3 separate regions of the Homo sapiens genome follow, and all the other regions are linked to region 1. Evidence: chromatin contacts called from ENCODE Hi-C or POLR2A ChIA-PET data. All regions are on one chromosome and are shown on one strand. The core of a region is the stretch at or near the end of the contact, and the rest is flanking DNA. Distances in the headings are between cores, read along the strand shown. Region 1 overlaps FUT8 (fucosyltransferase 8). Region 2 has its middle 53 kb from the start of LINC02324. Region 3 has its middle 27 kb from the start of LINC02324.

The links. Hi-C counts contacts between places; a loop is a spot of excess contacts on that map. ChIA-PET counts read pairs that join two places held with the same protein, here RNA polymerase II (POLR2A). Pooled maps may share reads with other maps.
Region 2: a loop to region 1 is called in a pooled map, with 2.6 times the contacts of the local background. The contact joins two enhancer-like sites. A Hi-C loop is called at or near these places in 11 of 37 single-sample maps with no recorded cell type and 8 of 50 pooled maps. POLR2A ChIA-PET finds 5 or more read pairs at or near these places in 2 of 52 experiments (B cell and activated B cell).
Region 3: a pooled map shows a loop between it and region 1 (2.6-fold over the local background). The contact joins two enhancer-like sites. A Hi-C loop is called at or near these places in 7 of 50 pooled maps. POLR2A ChIA-PET finds 5 or more read pairs at or near these places in 2 of 52 experiments (H1 and activated CD4-positive, alpha-beta T cell).

Annotation. Positions count from the first base shown.
Region 1 is chr14:65,721,598-65,725,096 of GRCh38, reverse strand. It overlaps FUT8 (fucosyltransferase 8), which reads right to left. Exons shown (of 11, transcript NM_001371533.1): 8 at 3,076-3,322; 9 at 774-950. Among named protein-coding and RNA genes, the nearest start is that of MIR625, 250 kb to the right of the region's middle. Within about 2 kb of position 1,577, at least 2 of the 41 ENCODE cell types and tissues checked have a DNase peak (open chromatin) inside an H3K27ac peak, as active enhancers do.
Region 2 is chr14:65,167,864-65,171,362 of GRCh38, reverse strand. No RefSeq gene overlaps it. Among named protein-coding and RNA genes, the nearest start is that of LINC02324, 53 kb to the left of the region's middle. RefSeq lists enhancers at 204-373, 394-453, 2,017-2,116. Within about 2 kb of position 1,689, at least 4 of the 41 ENCODE cell types and tissues checked have a DNase peak (open chromatin) inside an H3K27ac peak, as active enhancers do.
Region 3 is chr14:65,194,006-65,197,504 of GRCh38, reverse strand. No RefSeq gene overlaps it. Among named protein-coding and RNA genes, the nearest start is that of LINC02324, 27 kb to the left of the region's middle. RefSeq lists an enhancer at 1,986-2,045. Within about 2 kb of position 2,249, at least 2 of the 41 ENCODE cell types and tissues checked have a DNase peak (open chromatin) inside an H3K27ac peak, as active enhancers do.

The DNA.
Region 1 (3,499 bases), core at 328-2,827:
ATGTGTTCAGTTGTCTGTAACTGTTAATGAAGACAGTGAAATCAAAACGATAAGCACCTGGTTTTATTGCTAACAGTCTGTATGGCTGGCTAGTGTTATCGACTGAACGTTTACATTCGCACAAATTCCTATGTTGAATCCCTAACCCCAATGTGATGGTGTTTGGAAATAGGACCACTGAGAAATAATTAGGCTTAGATGAGGTCATGAGAATGGGGCCCTCATGATGAGATTAGTGTCCTTATATGTGGAGACATCAGAACACTTCCTCTCCTGTTCCCTGCACACACAAAGAAGAGGTCACAAGAGCACAGAGTGAAATAGTGGCTGCTTACAAGCCAAGAGAAAATGAAATCTACCTTGCTAGCATCTTGATCTTGAATTTCCCAGCCTCAGACCTGGGAGAAACAAATTTCTGTAATTTAAACCACTCAGTCTATGTTATTTTGTTATGGCAGCTCCAACAGACTAGTGAAGATTTTAGTACCAAGAAGTAGGGTGATACTTTTAATGATAATAATGATTATTGCTGGTGACAATGCGTAAGTCAGTGGTCCAGTTCATTTTAGACTTCTTATAAGGCATTATTGGATATGGCTAATAAAAACACTTTGATTAGACTGACAGTTACACAAGTACATAGTCCATTGAATTTTTAAAACCCTAATAATTAGCAATAATAATATACAAAAATCACAAGTCATGGGAAGTAAGAATTCTTTTAAACTGAAAGAGACAACCCCACTCTAGAATCACTAGTTGGTCTAACTTACTTTGTTTTTGCCTCCTTTAATAAAGAAGGGTCATCTGTGGCCAAATACACTCTTTTTTTGTCCACTTGCATTCTGCGTGCAAGAAGCTGAAAATGTTCTTCAACATGCACCATGTACTCTTCAATGGGATGGAAGGCAGCTTCTGTTCCCACTTTGTCTGTGCGTCTGACATGGACTCTGGGGGAGAAATTCAGATTCTACTGGTAATGTACTGACACTGGGTGCTTTGAGGGTACTCAATTTATACCCCTACTTATGGTGGCATTATAGGCATTTTTAACTGATTTTTCTTTCATTTTCACTATTAGAAAAAGTAAAACACATAGTATTTTAAAAACTCAAAAATACATATTCTAAATATATTTGCAGGCTAAACAATACAAGGGGAATTAGAAAGTAAGTAAAGCCTTTGAAGAATGATTTCTTATAGAGAAAATAATTCACATCTTAGGAATAAATGGGAAATTTCAGAGCTGCATTTCATACTAGGCAGCAACCAGCTGTCTGGAAAAAAACTGAATACAACTTAAGATTTTTGTTACCAGGATGATACCAGGATTCACAGTTGTTACTAAAGAACATTAGAGATATTATTTGTAAAGTTCTGATACCAAGGGTTTTCCTCTTTATTTTACCCTGGAGAGTCACCATAACTGCCAGCTTGTAGAACTTAAAAGTTGTCCCAGGAAAACATAGACCTGGATAAACTTTTACAGCACCGTTAAGACCAGCAAACCTTTTAACGGTTTTTACTATTTTAGGTAAATGAAACCGATTCCAGCCCTTCTGTTGTGGGCATAATGCATTTCCTTTCTCTGTTTTTCACCATATCAAATGACAGCAGATATTAATTTCACCTGTCATATTTAAGAAAAGCCCCAAAATTGTAAAATTGGGGACACAGATTCACACTTCCCTGTACTGAATAAGGCACTGACTTCCACAGTTTTCTCCTCTCTCCTCCCATCTTAGTGTTTCCAAAGTAATTTTTTTTTTTTTAAGACAAGGTCTTGCTCTGTTGCACACATTGGAGTGCAGTGGCGTGATTATGGTTCACTCCAATCTCTGCCTCCCAGGCTCAAGTGATCCTCTCACCTCAGCCTCCCGAACAGCTGGTACTACAGGCATGTGTCACCAAGCCTGGCTAATTTTTGCTTTTTTTTTTTTTTTTAATTGATGGGGTTTCAACCATGTTGCCTATGTTGAGTTTTCTCAAACTTCTGGGCTCAAGTGATCCACTTGCCTCAGCCTCCCAGTGTTGTGATTACAGGCATGAGCCACTATGCCTGGCCCCAAAGCAATATTAATGGAAATAAAAATAACAGTTTATTTTCATAAATTAAAACACCCTCCTTAAATCTTGCCTTCCCCTCCCCCCAAATTACTAAATCACTATTTATATGTAGAAAAAGGTAGACTTATACGCCTTTAGGTCACAGTATATGGGCCAAACTTAAGGCCAGTTTTTTATTATGAATCTGGAGTGAAGGTTTGATTTCACCAGAGTTACTCTGCCATCTTCACGGCTATTCTTTGCTTTGCATTCCAGACTATAACCCAGATGTGGATACAATCATATGAACATCTATTCTATCATCTTTCCTTCCCACATCCTTCATAATCACTCTTTTTCTGGGGAAATTGGAATTGTTCAGTGGGCTCTATAGAGATGAAGTGGGCAGAACGAATGATTCCATTGAATTTCAATCAAAAGTTACATGAGAAGAAATACGATTTGATATTCTGACTTCACATGTACCTTCTTTACGTCTAACACTTAGAATGGGGTCAATAACTCCTCTACATATGAAGACTAAGACACAAGGAAAGATGTGGGGTGGGAAATATGAAAATAAAAATAAAAAGAAGCTGGACATGGTGATACATGCCTTTAGACCCAGCTATTATACTTGGGAGGCTGAGGTAGGAGGATCACTTGAGCCCAGGGTGGTTGAGGCTGCAGTGAGCCACTACACTTCAGCCTGGGTGACAGAGTGAGACCCTATCTCAAAAATAACAACAACAAAAGCCAAAAGAGAGCTGTGATAAGAGGAGAAAGAAGCAAAGGAAGAGGAGAACTGGAGACAGTAATAGAGCACTACTAAGCAACTTTCTTAGCTGTTCTAAGTAAACAAACAAAAAAAAATAGTCTCCATGTGACCTTAGGATAGCTCTAGAACCTCTGTCCTTTGGTGGGACTATAAAAATTGAACTACATATTGTAAAATTCACAATATATTGTAAAGATACATAACCCTAACTACTACATATCACAGTTTGAGGGAAAAAATCAGATTCTTACCCAATAACTGGATGTTTGAAGCCAAGCTTCTTGGTGGCTTCTTCTATTTCTTTTTCTAGCCAAGGCTGTGGGCGGATCAAGTATTTGACAAACTGAGACACCCACCACACTGCAGGGTCACCATGCACTCGTACAAGTCGATCTGCGAGGTCTTCTGGTACAGCCAAGGGTAAATATGGAGGACGGGGATGAAGACTGTCTACAATGGGAAGCTCGACCACTTGAACATTTTTGTCCTTCACTTCACCTGACAATATTGAAACATATAATCATTACCACATGGTATTCCTTATACATCCACCATTCAACAAGAACTTATTCTGAGTGCTTTCATCCTCACAGCAACTCTAAAGAAGTATAATCTTCACTTTACAAAGGAAGTTAAATAACTTGCTCGAAATACCAGAGCAAAAGTGACGGAGGT
Region 2 (3,499 bases), core at 440-2,939, 550 kb after region 1:
CCTCTCTCTTCTCCCGGTCCTGATGTATGTCCAGTCCATTTCACAGTAGACCTACTGAGGAAGTAGCAGGGTAGAGAGGAGAGTCAGGGAAGTGGGAAGGTGAGAGAGAAGTAGGGAGGAAAAGGAACAGGAGGAGAAAGAACTCCTCTCCTCTCCTCATTTGTTCAGACGGTCTGGCACCTACAGCCTCCTCATGTCCCCCAGCCCCACTGCCCCCTCCTGGAAGTCAGCGCACTGCTGCCGCTGGCATTCACATCGTGTCGGCAGGACGCCGCGTTGTCAGAGGTTAGAGACAGCCACTTTCATCTCAGAAAAGGGGCCGGGAGATGACCTGGGTTATATAGAAGGAACTCAAGTCTTCTTGCCGCAGAAATGCCACTGGAAGGGATGGAGGAGAGAAAACCCGGTTGTATGATGTCTGCATTGCCCTCCTCGCTGGAACTCACCACAGGCTGGAGGTGCTTCCGGCAGAACCGAGCTCCGGGGAAAGCCTGTGATAAATCATCTCTGTCTTTACTAGCCAAGGGTTGCTATGGCAATAGGAATACACTGTAGGTTTTAAGAGATGTAATTTTCTGTGATTCACTGTATATTTTTAGCCATTTTTCCCTCTGTATTATCTCCCTGTGGTAATTGCCTATTAATGCTGGTCTGTACTAAGATTGGACTAAACGGTCGATTCTCAGAAGAGATGAAAACCCTGGAGCTCAGTAAGTACAAGGGGGTGATGGCCCATGAACTTAAGAGTAACCTGGTAGAACAACCAGATTAGTTCAGGACATGGATGAATTCACGTGGCCCATGCTACGTCTGTCTTGGGAGGAGAGTAAAGCAGAGTGAAGGGACCCAGCAATGTGGCTCTGGAGTTTTGGGAATGGGAAGCTGAGTCACACTACCCACTGAAATCCATATGCTCGAATGGTGTCAAGGGCAGGCCACAAAAGTCAGAAACGAGCATCCTGCGCAAGGGACACTAGGACCCAGGTTTCCAAACAAAGGAACTGTAAAAGCTTCTAACCTTTTGTTTTTTTTTTTGTTGTTGTTGTTGTTGTTTTTTTTTTGAGACAGAGTCTCGCTCTGTTGCCCAGGCTGGAGTGCAGTGGTGTGATCTCGGCCCATTGCAAGCTCCACCTCCCAGGTTCATGCCATTCTCCTGCCTCAGCCTCCCGAGCAGCTGGGACTACAGGCGCCCACCACCATGCCCGGCTAATTTCTTTGTGTGTTGTTTTTTTTTTTTTAGTAGAGACGGGGTTTCACCGTGTTAGCCAGGATGGTCTCGATCTCCCGACCTCGTGATTCACCTGCCTCGACCTCCCAAAGTGCTGGGATTACAGACATGAGCCACCGTGCCTGGCCTCTAACCTCTTTTAATTTAGTTCAAGTCTTCTATTGTTTCTTATCTTATCCTTCCTTCTTTATTCCTTTCTTCTTTCTTTCCTTGCTCTAATTTTACTTTTTTTTTTTTTTTTTTTAACCGTAAAATCAGGGGAGAGACTAAGAGGAGGTGAAAACAGAATGTATCTAGTTGCTATTGGTTCATAGTTGTATCAGGGGTCTTTCCATCCAGGCCACAGAAAATCCAGCCTAAACTGCTTAAGCAGAAAGAGAACTTACTCTTTCTCTAATAGCTGAAAAGTCCAGGGGCTTGGGTTTAGTCTCAGGCACAGTTGTATTCAGAAGGCCAGATGACATCATCAACATCTGGGCTGTCTGACACACCACTAAGTTTCACTGATATTTGGGCATTTGGGCTGCAATAACATGAAACTCAGCTAACAGAGGCTTCAACAAAGTGTGGTTTGTTTTTCTCACATAAGAAGTCCAGAGAGAGGTTTATTTTTCTCATTCAACAAGCAGCCCAGAATAGGCATAGATGACGTTACTATGCAGCAGCTCAGTAATGTCATCAAGAACCCAGCCTCCTTCTTCATTTCAGCTCTACTGTCTTCAGGGTCACAGGAGGACAGGTCCAGCTCTAGACATTCAAGGCAGAAAGAAGAGGCTAGCTAACTTCCGATTTTTTTTTTTTTTATCCAGAAAAGTAAATCAATCCCCAAAGTTCCCAGCTGACCTCTGCTTCCAGTTGATTGAATACATCAGTGCCATGAGGCCACTTTAGCCACAGAGGAGGCTGGGAAAGTACGTTTTTAAGCTTTTTTGGTCCCTGCAGTAGAAGCAGTGTTTTTTGTTTGGTTTGGTTTTGCCTCATATAACAGTCAAAGAACAAACCGTACCCAAGATTGTGAAAGGGTTCTGCCTCTTCCTTGCAGTCTGACCAGTCACTCCGTTGTCATATCCTAGCCAAGAAGGGAGAAGGTATAAGAGAAGGGCAAGAAGCTTTCTTTTAAGGATGCAATGCATAAGTTGCATTCATCACTTCTCTTCTGCCCATATGCTATTGGTCAGAACATAACCACATGATCACAACCAGCTGTAAGGGTGGCTGGGAAATGTAGTACTTGGGTAGCCATGTGCCCAGCTAAAACTTGAGGAGTTCTGTTAGTCACATGATGAAGAAGAGGGGTATTTTGAAACAACTAGCAATCTCCTCAGGTGTAGTTAGAGCTCCATGATGTGCTCACTTCACATTGCATGCCTGTATCAAAACATCTTATCTACCCCATAAATATATACACCTACTATATACCCACAAACATTTTTTAAAAATAAAATAAAACAAAAATAAATTAAAAAATAAAAAAGAGCAGTTATAGGAGAAAGGGTTTGGATGGCTATTAGATTCACTCATTCAAGGCCAAATATTTCTGCCTCTGCCACATTCTCAGAGAGGCTTACCTTTGTGCAGGTAAGACAGCTTCAGCATCACCAGCCTCACATTCTCCCTGGTCCAAGACCATTAGTAAAAGAGCTCAACATCTTCGCAGCTACCCTGGGCAGTCTCACCACATCTCCTTGGTTCTTACTGGGTCACCTGCCCATCATTAACTAAGGGGATGCAATGCAATACTCTGGTCATTCCTGAATGACTTGCTCCACAAAATCACCAAGATCTTTCTGGGCCTCAGTTTGCTCATCTGTAAACTAAACATAATAAAACCTACCTCACAGGGTTGGTGGGAGAGTGCTGCTGGGGGACTCAGGCTGAGCTGGGGGTCATTGTCCATACATGCATTTCAGTTTGCCTACTGACCAGACTCACCTTAACAATATCATTTCAAAAAACAAGACCCTCTAAAATCAAAGTAATCATCAGTGGATAGTTAGCCTAGATCTCATCTTATAATATATTCCAAAGTAAAAATACTTGCTAGGTACCTGGCACTGTGCTAAGCACTTTGCATACCTTCTATCAAAACTCTCAAAGTAATTCCATGGGAGAGATACTTTCACTGTTTTCAATTAACAGACAAGAGTGGTGATGGGTGCCTGTAATCCCAGCTACTCGGGAGGCTGAGGCACAAGAATCACTTGAACCTGGGAGGCAGAAGTTCCAGTGAGTCGAGATCACACCACCGCACTCCAGCCTGGGTGACAAAGC
Region 3 (3,499 bases), core at 1,000-3,499, 530 kb after region 1:
CATGGATGGAACTGGAGGTCATTAATGTTAAATGAAATAAGCAAGGTACAGAAAGACAAACATCACATTTTCTCACTTATTTGTGGGATGTAAAATTAAAAACGATTGCTCATGGAAATAGAGAGTAGAAGGATGATTACCAGAGGCTAGGAAGGGTAATGGGCGTTGAGGGGAAGATGGGGAAAGTTAATGGGTATTAAATAGAAAGAATGAACAAGGCCTACTATCTGATAGCACCACAGGGTGACTATAGTCAATAACAACTTAATTGCACATTTTAAAATAACTAAAAGAATGTAATTGGATTGTTTGTAACACAAAGGATAAATGCTTGAGGGATGGATACCCCATTCTCCATGATGTCATAACTTCACATTGCGTGCCTGTATCAAACATCTCATGTACCCCATAAATATATATACCTATTATGTAACTCACTAACATTAAAAATACATTTTTTAAAAAAGGTACCTCTCTAGTTGGTTTTGTGAAAGTGATCCAAGCCTCATGGAGGGATGAGCTTTTCTTGGTGATTGAGGATTCAGGATGTTCAGAATGAAGTTACAGCCAAGGAGCTCTTAAGGAACTTAACATCATGTCACTGAATGCAAAGTTGTAAAGCGATGTGCAGTAGTGGGCCATTATCTAGTATTTCCACCATGCAGACATGATAGATACACATAACTTCAAGAGCACAGATAATGGTAAAGTATAGTAAAATAATCAGGATGAGTTTGTTTGTTTTTGGGGTGTTTGTGATGGAGTCTCACTCTCTTGCCCAGGCTGGAGTGCAGTGGCGCTGTCTCCACTTACTGCAACCTCCGCCTCAGGGTTTAAGTGATTCTCCTGCCTCAGCCTCCTGAGTAGCTGGGACTACAGGTACGAGCCACCATGCCTGGCTAATTTTTGTATTTTTAGTAAAGACGGGGTTTTGCCATGTTGGCCAGGCTGGTCTCAAACGCCTGACCTCAGGTGATCCGCCCGCCTCGGCCTCCCAAAGTGCTGGGATTACAGACGTGAGCCAGCACATCCAGCCGGGAGGAGTTTTACCTATAGCAAACTACCTTTGTTTTTACTGTAATTTATTTAACTGTAAGTTTATATATGTTCATTCTTAATAATGGGTGTATAACTCCCAGCTTGCAAAATTCCTGAAAATTTGCCATTCAGCTTCCACGAGCCAGTACTAGTGAGCACTCCACTCTGCCTTTCGCCCTCCCCGTCACTGACATGCCTCGGTCCCCACTTCACTGTAGAGTCATCAGAGCATCTTAAGGAAAGTAAAAGCAATCATGTTCAGACTGTTCCCTCATTTCTCCATTTCTCTCATGAGCCAACCCTGGACCCATCTTTAAAATTGTTTTCATTATGAAATGTGATAGCTGTGCCCATCTTAAAAGATATAGACAATGATATAATGAGCATTTGAAAACTACCCAGTTTGACAAGATAAAACATTGCAAATTCACTTGAAGCTTCCTGTGTATCCTCCTACTCACATCCTTCTCCCTCTTCCTCAGAGGTTACCACTGTCCTGATTTTGATATTTACCATTCCCACGCATATCTGTATAATTTTAGTACATATTACATATATTACACACTGCCTAGTACATATGTATATATGTATGTATATATTCATGTATATACAGTAAATCTTCACTTAAGGTCACAATAGGTTCTCAGAAACTTCAACTTTAAGCAAAATGACTTAATGTCCTTGAATAACGTCCTTTCACTCAATGTCATTTTGTTATAACATTGATGAGGAAAAAAATGGCTTTTTTGTTGTTTTGAGACAGGGTCTTGCTCTGTCACCCAGGCTGGAGTGCAGTGGCGTGATCAAGCTCACTGCAGCCTCAATCTCCTGGGATCAAGCCATCCTCCCACCTCAGCCTCTTGAGTAGCTGGGACTACAGGCATGTGCAACTATGCCTGGCTAATTTTTTTGATTTTTAGTAGAGACGAGGTCTTGCTATGTGGCTTAGGTTAGTCTCAAACTCCGGAGCTCAGGCAGTCCTCCCATCGTGGCCTCTAAAAGTGCTGGGATTACAGGCGTCAGCTACCATGTTCGGCCAAAAAAAGTTGGTTTTGTCATACAACATTATGCTCATAGTCAAAAATCAAAGTTTCCAAAAGCCTATGGACAATGTTAAGTGAGGATTCACTGTATATGTATACATAGTACTGTTTCCAGTTTCTTTTTACAGATAGGAAACCGCAGAAAACTCAGAGTCCAGCTTGTTTGCATATCTCTTTTTGATGTTTTTTCAAAGGTTCTGATTCTGAAAGGTTACTCAAAACAGGCTTGGAGGTAAAACTGGCCCCTTTATTTCTAGCCTATGGAGAGTTTAGACAAGATAGTGTCTGTTTGCCCATTTCCAGCACAGAGAAGTCTTTTTCTAAGACTTCCAGATGACGGCCTGTCTTGTATTCCTGTGAATGCCATCAGCGGCAGACCATGGGTGTCACTGGAGATTCCATCTTCAGGTTCTTCGTGGTCATCCTTTATCAATGCCATTATGAAGACATCTTACTCATTGAATCCCTTACTAACAATAATTTCTGTCCAAAAGGGAAGAGCTTACATAGTATTTCTATTTTATCCCTTTTAAAAAATGACAAATATTGACAAGCACCAAGACAGGAAGATGTTATTTACGAAGAGTGTTGTGAGCTAAAAATCGCAAGATGGAGATTTGTGATTCTTTATCGAACTTGATTATAAAAGTTTTTATCAAGCACTGTCAGACTTATGAGCTGGGAAGAGACTTCAGATTTATAACTTGGTCCTAAATAGGCAACAGCAGATATAAAATCTTAGAATTTAATATCAGCTTTGACAATGTTAAATTGAGAGTTCGAGCAGTTTTCACTTTATGAACTGGCACATTGTAGAATGCGAGGGCTATATTGATTTCTGACAGAGGAACTTGTCTCTAAAATGGATCTGAGCCTTTTCATATCCATTTCATTCTAAAGGCACATTTTAAGCAATGTCCTCTTCATTTCCATTTAGTGTGTGTGACTTAATTGGAGAAGACAGCTTTACAGAGAAGGACCTCTCCCTGCGAGTGTGTTGGGGTCACTGCAGGGGTGGAGAACAGCACTAAAGAGACTTGCTAAATGACATGAAGTTCATGTGGTAGATTTTTTTCCCCAGTGTTCCAGTTCAAGAAGTTTCAAAGCCCTTTCCTTGGGTTATTTTTGCAATGGAGTACCAGGAGGAAATGGGTCCTTTGTCTCCTCAATTTTTTCACCACCTGTCCCTGCCTAGAGTGGCCTCCTCAGTGCTCTGCCGGACTTTCTCACTTGCCTTTCTGAGAATGCAGAATCCTTGGGGATGGGAGGGCGTCAGCCATCCCTGGCCTGATAAGCAGTGAAGGACAAAGTCTGGGAACATGCTTAGCCATGCAGAAACCCACTTTGGCATACATTCTGCATGTCATTAGGCAGATTACCAGGGTAGCTTTTGTGCTTAGAATTCCAGTCCACTGATA